Linked DNA regions of Homo sapiens: region 2 is linked to region 1. A link is an interaction called in ENCODE POLR2A ChIA-PET data of the cell type or tissue named here. Cell type or tissue: HCT116. All regions are shown on one strand. Links, peaks and the distances in the headings refer to the core of each region. The heading gives the core; the rest is flanking DNA.

Evidence for each region. ChIA-PET counts read pairs that join two places held together with the same protein. Peaks named below come from ENCODE experiments on the same cell type or tissue, not always from the same donor. Only the 100,000 strongest peaks of a DNase experiment are listed, where the experiment ranks them.
Region 2: POLR2A ChIA-PET joins it to region 1 with 5 read pairs; 6 of 35 experiments call an interaction of 5 or more read pairs at or near these places.

The regions. Positions count from the first base shown.
Region 1 is chr17:67,705,191-67,709,577 of GRCh38, reverse strand. The region is part of intron 1 of LOC101928045 (a long non-coding RNA gene); the gene reads left to right. Among named protein-coding and RNA genes, the nearest start is that of NOL11, 11 kb to the left of the region's middle. In HCT116, for the core only: no CTCF peak of the experiment used is centred there; no DNase peak of the experiment used is centred there.
Region 2 is chr17:67,635,669-67,640,055 of GRCh38, reverse strand. The region is part of intron 6 of PITPNC1 (phosphatidylinositol transfer protein cytoplasmic 1); the gene reads right to left. Among named protein-coding and RNA genes, the nearest start is that of NOL11, 80 kb to the left of the region's middle. In HCT116, for the core only: no CTCF peak of the experiment used is centred there; a DNase peak (open chromatin) is centred at 1,935; H3K4me3 peaks cover 696 bases; H3K27ac peaks cover 1,631 bases.

The DNA.
Region 1 (4,387 bases), core at 179-4,178:
TAAAATTAAATTTATTGTCTCCAAAAAAAGGTGACTTCTTTCCTGAAGTATATCCAATTAGTAGCTATCAATGCTATTAAAAACCTGCTATTAAAAACTGGTGGTTTGGCTGGGCGCCGTGGCTCACGTCTGTAATCCCAGTACTTTGGGAGGCCAAGGCAGGCGGGTCACGAGGTCAGGAGATTGAGACCATCCTAGCTAGTATGGTGAAACCCCATCTCTACTAAAAATACAAAAAAGTAGCCGGGCGTGCTGGCACGCACCTGTAATCCCAGCTACTCAGGAGGCTGAGGCAGGAGAATTGCTTGAACCCCGGAGGCAGAGGTTGCAGTGAGCCGAGATCGCCCACTGCACTCCAGCCTGGACGACAGAGCGAGACTCCGTCTCAGAACAAAACAAAACAACAACAACAAAAAACTGGTGGCTCAGGCCTATAATCCCAGCACTTTGGGAGGCTGAAGTGGGAGGACTGCTTGAAGCCAGGAGTTCAAAATCAGCCTGGGTTTTGTTATCAAGACCCCATCTCTACAAAAAATTTTTTAATTTAAATTAGCTGAGTGAGGTGCTGTGTGCCTATAGTCCTATACCCAGGAGGCTGAGGCAGGAGGATCACTGGAGCCCAGGAGTCCAAGGTTACAGTGAGCTATGAAGGCACCACTACACTCTAGCATCATTGGTGACAGAGCGAGAACCCGTCTCAGCAAAACAAAATGATACACTCATAAAAGAGCTGTGTTTCTGAAGGTGGTTTGAAACTAGTTGTTTTGAACTCAGATGGTATTTTCTCGGTGGCAGTGCTGAGCAGGGAAACTAGGCTCTCAGCTCAGCCAGTAAACCTGCCTAGTGCAGCTAAAGGCTGATCAATACCGCCTTCACATTTGCATTGGAAAGCCCAGTGGCCATGGTTCAACAGGAACACATTTTTAGAGTTTCCACTTGGGTTATCAGGAAAACATCTTTATCTGCTGGAAACTAGATAAGGAGAGGTGGCTCCGCCTGTCCCCCTGGAGGCGAGGAAACCACAGAAAAGCCAGGAGTGGAGAGGTGAGTTTGAGGGTAATTGTTGGAGACCCAGTGTCAGGCATTATGGTGGCTGAGATCATGGTTAAGGAGCCATTGTGTGGATGGGTCATTAATAACTCAGATGAGTGAGTTGGAGACCACCTATTGTTAGAGGAAAGTAAAAAAGCAAAGGCCTAAAATTGGGAGGCAAGAGAAGAATATTATGTGAAATCTTAGAGGTCCCTTTGATGGCTGTCAGTGCTCCCTCTGAGAAGAAAGGCTCTCAGATTGTCCCTTAAGGAAACTTGGAGCTATTCTACTGTTTTTTTGTTTGTTTATTTGTTTGTTTGTTTGTTTTTGACACAGGGTGTTGCTCTGTCACCCAGGCTGGAGCGCAGTGACCCAGACACAGCTCACTGCAGCCTCAACCTCCCTGGCTCAAATAATCCTCCCATCTCAGCCTCCTGGGTAGCTGGGACTACTGGTGTGCTCCACCATGCCCAGCTAATAAAAAAAAAAATTTTTGGTAGAGACTATGTCTCCCTATATTGCCCAGGCTGATCTCAAAAGTCCTGAGCTCAAGTGATCCTCCTGCCTCAGACTCCAAGTGCTGGGATTACAGGTGTGAGCTACTGCGCCAGGCCTGGTATTTTACTTTTTAAACCATCTTTCCTTGGTTTTCATTTAAAGCATCAAGAAAGGTGCATGGGGAGGGGAAAAAGAGTCTATCCAAAACACTGAAAATAATTGATTCATATTTGGATCCAGAATGGAAGATGCTTGCTTTCAAAGATAAGTATGCTTCTCGGGGTATGTTTGGTTTAATCTTATATAAAAGGAATTACCAAAGAGTTTCAGTGAGGCTGTGGTAGATATTGTTTAGCAAATCCAATTAACAAAATGTTGGCCTCTGTGTATTAACCAGATCTGTCTCAAAAGTCGTCCATCAGCTTGGCAAGGGTGTTTTGTCATATGCTAAAAAGCTTTTGCATTTAGATGCAAATTAGATCTAGTATATCAGAAAAAAGAGAAGCTTTTGACATTTTTATATTCTGACAATAACAGGTCATGTTACTTAAAAGAATCTGAGTATAAAACACTATTGACCCACCAGATGATCTGAAATTAGCCAGTTTTGTGTGTGTGTGTGTGTATTTAATGATCTAAGCACCCTCATTTAGTTGTCTTTAAAGGAGTAAAACGTAATTATTTTTACAACTTGCATGCATGAAAACAAAGGAGGTTTTGCAGGTCTGACTTCATTTGTACAGTTCTTTTCAAACAGAAACATATTTTACCTTATTCTTATTTTTTTTATTTTTTATTTTTATTTTTGAGCAGGGTCTTGCTCTGTCTCCCGGGCTGGAGTGCAGTGGCACCATCTCAGCTCACTGCAACCTCTGCCTTCCGGGTTAAGTGATTCTTGTGCCTGAGCCTCTCAAGTAGCTGGGATTAGGAGTGCGCCACCACACCCAGCTAATGTTTGTATTTTTTAGTAGAGATGGGTTTCACCATGTTGGCCTGGTCTCGAACTCCCGGACTCAGGTGATCTGCCTGCCTCAGCATCCCAAAGTGCTAGAACTACAGACGTGAGCCATCGTGCCTGGACTATTTTTGTTTTTTTTTAAATTTTTTATTTATTTATATTTTTTTGAGACGGAGTCTTGCTCTGTTGCCTATGCTGGAGTGCAGTGGCATGATCTCAGCTCACTGCAACCTCTGCCTCCCAGGCTCAAGCGATTCTCCTGACTCAGCTTCCCAAGTAGCTGGGATTACAGGCACCTGCCACCACACCTGGCTAATTTTTGTATTTTTAGTAGAGACGGGGTTTCGCCATGATGACCAGGCTGGTCTTGAACTCCTGACCTCGTGATCTGCCCATCTTGGCCTTCAAAGTGCTGGGATTACAAGCGTGAGCCACCGCGCCCAGCCTATTCTTATTTTAAAAAGGAGCTTCATGTACTGATGGAGCACTAGGAAAGGTCACCTGCTCTTTCTCATAGAGCTTCTGTTTATTTATTTATTTTTTAGAAACAAGGTCTTGCTGTGTGTCCCAGGCTAGAGTGCAGTGGTGCAATCATAGTACACTGCAGCTTTGAACTCCTGGGCTCAAGCGATCTTCTTACCTTAGCCTCCTGAGTAGCTGCGACTACAGGCGCATGCCACCATGTTTGGCTAATTTTTAAACTTTTTGTAGAGATGAGGTCTCACTATGTTGCCCAGGCTGCTCTCAAACTCCTGAGCTCAAGTAATCCTCCTGCCTTGGCTCCCCAAAGTGCTGGGATTACAGGCATGAGCCACTGCACTCGGCCTAGAGCTACTGTTGAAATTTGCCTGTGCATTCTATTTTTCTCAGGATTTTTCAGCCGCAGCTTCCATCACCTACTGACAATCTTATTTTTACATATTTGTCATTCAGATTTAATATATGCCACCTGTTATTAATGGTAGTGTTGCTACAGTTGAAGAAACAAAGGCTCAGAGGGATGAAGTCACTTGTCCAGCATCACACAGCATTAGAAAAATGTCTGTTGTCTAATAACTAGAAAAGGTCTGGTTGGGTATGCTGGCTCATGCCTATAATATCAGCACTTTGAGAAGCCAAGGTGGGAGGATCACTTGAGCCTAGGAATTCGAGACCAGCCTAGGCAATATGGTGACACCCAGTCTCTACAAAAATTAAAAAAATTAGCCAGGTGTGGTGGCCCTTGCTTGTGGTCCCAGCTATTCAGGAGGCTGACGTGGTAGAATAGCTTGAGCCCAGGAGGGTGAGGTCACAGTGAGCTATGTTTGTGCCACTGCACTCCAGCCTGGGTGACAGAGCGAGACCCTGTCTCAAAAGAAAAAAAATAAAAACAAGGAAATATCTGTTTTCTAATAATTAGAGAACTTCTGCTTACTAGTGCTGCACTCCTATAGTTTGGTTTGTTTGTTCCTTCCAAATCTCATGTTGAATTTTTTTTTTTTTTTTTGAGATGGAGTCTTGCTCTGTTGCCTAGGCTGGAGTGCAATGGCGCAATCTCAGCTCACTGCAACCTCTGCCTCCCAAGTTCAATCGATTCTCCTGCCTCAGCCTCCCGAGTAGCTGGGATTATAGGCATATGCTGCTGCACCTGGTTAATTTTTGTATTTTTAGTAGAGACAGGGTTTCACCATGTTGGCCAGGCTGGTCTTGAACTCCTGACCTCAAGTGATCTGCCCGCCAAGCCCTCCCAAAGTGCTGGGATTACAGGGGTGAGCCACCACACCAGGACTTCATGTTGAAATTTGATCCCCTGTGTTGGCAATGGGGCCTAATGGGAGGTATTTGGGTCATGGGGGTGGATCCCACATGAATTCTGGCTTGGCGCTATCCTTGTGATCACAAGTGAGTTCTCCTTCCATT
Region 2 (4,387 bases), core at 249-4,248, 70 kb after region 1:
ACTTAACGATGTACCCCGGCATGAGGCAGCTGTGTTAAATCTGGCCATTAGAGGTAACGGAAAATCTTTACCACCCTCAAAGGCCAAGATGTAGACCAGAATGAAAATATTTTTCATTTGAGGGAGCCGAGTGATTTGGATGAAGCTCTTTGTACCGAAGGGTACAGCTAAATATGACAATATTTACTTAGTTGATCTCTCTGTTCCCTTTCTGAGGGCCGGTCCTTAGCAAACAACATTTAATCTCTCACCCTTGACAGTTATTGGAAAAGCTAGATGTATCTCCTTTTGTTCTGTTCTCTCTCCCTTAACAGAGAATTCAACAGATATTTAGATCTGTGGGGACCAATGAACTGGCTGCCAAGGAGTTCTTGGTCCAGGAAGGCTATGACCCAGGGACCTGGAGACTTAGTCACCCAACTTAAGGGGAAAGTTCAAAATCAAATTCTGTCTGAAAAACATTTAATTATGCCACGTCAGGGGCCCATGCTTCTAGGACAGCCTCATGTTATTCTTTCTCCTTTGTTGCTATCTGAGTACAAACAATTGCAAATTTCCCCTATTCAACTTACTATGCTGTATTTATCACTAGTAAGATGGCCTTTATATCCTCCAAAATAAAGGGGATGAGAAATTGCTTCATCTGTAACAAGATGATCAATTCAAAAGGCAGTAGAAGACAGGACCTTTGAGGGCTGACATAATCTTGTTTTTGTACCCTCAATGCTTAGTGTGGAGCTGGCACTCAGTAGGTGCTTAGTAAATGCTAACTAAAGGAATTCATTAATGAGTCTTGATACCAGTAGGTTTTACTAAGTTTTCTTTCCTTGGATTGGTCCATGTCAGGGTTTATTGATCTTGGCATACTTGACATTTTGGAGCTGGATAATTCTCTGTTGTGGTGCAGTTTGGATTCTTTTCTTTTCTTTTTTAGAGACAGGGTCTCGCTCTGTTTCCCAGGCTGGAGTGCAGTGGCATGATCATGGCTCACTGCAGCCTCAAACGTCTGGGCTCAAGTGATCCTCTCATCTCAGCTTCCTGAGTAGCTAGGACTATAGGCACATGCTACTATGCCCAGAGAATTTATTTTTATTTTTATTTTTTTTTTGTAGAAATAGGGTCTTGCTGTGTGGCTCCGGCTGTTCTTGAAATCCTGGCCTCAAGTGATCCTCCCGCCTCAGCCTCCCCCAAAGTGCTGGGATTACAGGTGTGAGCCACTGCACCTGGCCCATTTTGGATGTTCAGTAGCCTCCCTGACCTCTACCGACTGGATTCATAACATGCCGTATCCACTTTCATCAATCAAAAATGTCTCCAGATATTGCCAGATGGCCCTGAGGGACAAATTTGCCTGTAGTTGAGAACCTCTGGGCTAGAGACTCCTTTGCTTTTCATTACATGAATCAATGAAGATTTAAAAAAGGAAGCACACACACACAAAACCCTCTACTTCTACTTCCTTGACTAGGAAAGACATTCCTTTTTCTTTCCCTTCCTTTGCCCTGGAGGTATGTCTGAAGATTGAGAAGCTGCACGCGCCCTACACATTTGTGTCTAGGGGAGATTGCTGCAGGTGGCAGCCCCCAGGAGGCCAGTATAGATGCCATTTTCTTTGGTCACTCCCCATCTCATGATGGAAGCCAGACCTCAGGAACTACTGCAGTGAATGGAGGAGAAAGTACTGGACTTGAACTTGACTAGAAGCCAATATCAAAGGCCTCTGGGTTAGATCTCTCCCAGCATGGCTTTCAGATTCTCCAGCCTGGGCTAGTCCTGCAGGCTAGAAGTTGAGGTTTGTTCTTGCACCCCAAAACTGCCAACTCAGCCTTGCGGGTATGGCCGCACTGCCTGTGGCCTCTGCAGGCATGCTCCAACTTATCGTGCAGAGTTCCTCATTCCTCCGCTGGGATCTTCACCTTGAAATCTTGGCAGAGCATCAAGGAGCTGGGATGAAAATCTTGGCAGCGGCAAGACACTATGTATCAGCCACATAACCAGTCCAACCTGCTCAGCTTTTGGCTTCACCCCTTTTCCTGCTTTGGTGTTGATGATGGTCATTTTACATGTGACATGGTGCAAACAGCTTTATGACTCTTATGGGCGGGCAGGGTCTCAGTGGTCTGTGTGACTAATGGAGGGGCTCTCTCTGCCTGAAAAAAATCACACTAATTCCTCCCCCACCCCCACCCCACAATACGGCACTGCCCTGCAGAGTCCATTAATGACTATGAGAACAAACTTGAAGCTAAGAGGTTTTTGAGAGCTGAAGTTCAGGCCCTAACAGGAAACAGCAACACAGCAAAAATGAGAATAAGGAAAGCACAGAGCTGGGCTATCAGCTGGTCCTGAATCCCCAAAGCATGCTTCTGAGTCCCCGGTTAGTGGCGATGGCACGAGGGCCATCGGGCAGAGGGCACCCAGTGGAAAACTCCAAGCTCTGGTCACCTTCATGAGAGAGGCAGTCTTGATTGTGTGGCTCAAAGGTTTCCAGGGAGAAATGGAAAAAGAAAGGAAAGTGCTTTCATCCCCTCCTTTGGCCTGGATGGCCGTGTGTGTGTGCAACAGTAGCTGAGTGGAGAGGAGCAACCCAGATAACCCTGGTCTGGGTTCATCAGCATCAAAAAAATCCAGGAACAGATTCGGCCCATCAGCATCCGGCTTCCTCACATAAAGAGCGTTTCTATTTAGGACGCTGACATCGTCAACTTACAAAGATGGATGGGAAGAAAAGGCCCATGGAGCTGGATGCCTCCGATTAAAAAAAAAAAGGAACTCTGATTCACAACTGCTTGCTTAATGGCAACGAATTCATTTTCTTTGATAGCGGTTGCTCTGAAATTGTCACTGCTGGAAGAAAAAAAGCAAAGTCCCTTGCCTTCACTCATTCATTCAGCAACCATTGAGTGAGCGCCTGCTAAGCACTGGTGCTGTGGCAGCGGCTGGGAAAGAGCCAGCTCTTGTCTTCGCAGAGCTCATGCCATAGTGATGAGCTAGCATAACCTAGCATGATCTAGAAGCCACGGACCAGAACTTTGCTGCCTCCAGACCAGCAGTGGTGGGGGCATGCCCAGGAAAACTCAGAAAGGGGGAGTCCTGTGTGAGCTGAACTCTAAAGGAGGGCCAGTGAGGGGTTTCAAGCAAAGAACAAGGTCAGATTTCATTTTAGAAGGAAACTCCTGTGGTGGGGTGGAGGGTGTTAATTATCTACAGTGTGCCAGTTAGACATTTGTTTGGAAATGGTTTGCCTTCTGAATCGGTTGTTCCTCTTATTCCCAGTCCCTGGTGTGTTTACAGTAGACACAACCACCAAAACAGCCCAGGAAACTCACCCCTCTTCCTTTGGGTGGGTTCAGACTGCAGTCTGTATTCTGGCCTGTTGAAGGTGATGGGGCTGGGGTTACGAGGGAGTCGCCCCTGGGGGAATGCTTTTTCTAAGATTTTATTGCAGGCTCCCAGTGGTACCTATAGCCCTTTGTGGTCCGGCTGCCAGGTCCACGGAGGAGGAATTCCACCTGTTCCAGATGCCAGCAGATCCCCTGGGAGGTCACACAATGGATGATGAATGTGCAGGGCTCAGCCCTATGGGGCCCCTTCTCCCGCATCCATTTAGTAACCGTAAGACTCCAGGGCGGGCCAGGGGTGGCCCTGAGCGTCAAAGCTGAATCCAGAGTTCCATCCATCTTCAATCACCTCTTCCTGTAGAACAAGGCTTCCCAGCCTTGGCACTATGGACATTTGGAGCCAGATAATGCTTTTTTTTTTTTTTTTTTTTTTGAAACGGAGTCTCGCACTGTCGCCTGGGCTGGAGTGCAGTAGCGCAATCTCGGCCTCCTGGGTTCAAGTGATTCTCCTGCCTCAGCCTCACGAGTAGATGGAATTACAGGCACCTACCACCATGGCCGGCTAATTTTTTGAATTTTTAGAAGAAACGAGGTTTCACCATGTTGGCCAGGCTGGTCTTGAACTCCTGACCTTGTGATTCACCTGCCTCGGCCTCCCAAAGTGCTGGGATTATAGGCGTGAGCCACCGCGCCCAGCTGGAGCCAGATAATTCTTTGTTGTGAGGGGCTTTCTGTGCTGTAGAGGATTTTAGCAGTATCCCTGGCCTCTACACTCTAGATACCAGTAGCACCTCCTATGTTTTGACAACCAAGAATGTCTATAGGCATTGCCAAGCATCCTCGTGAGGCAATAATCACCCCCAGTTGAGAACTGCTCCAGCGGACAGTTTTCCATTCTCTTCCTACTCGATCTCTTGGCAGCATTCAGCACCTCTGGTCACTCTCCTCCTCTTGAAACTTGCATTCCTTGGTGCATTTCTGTGTTTTCCTCCTAACTTTCTGGCCAATTCTTTTAGACTCCTGATTCTTTTAGATTCAACCTGATC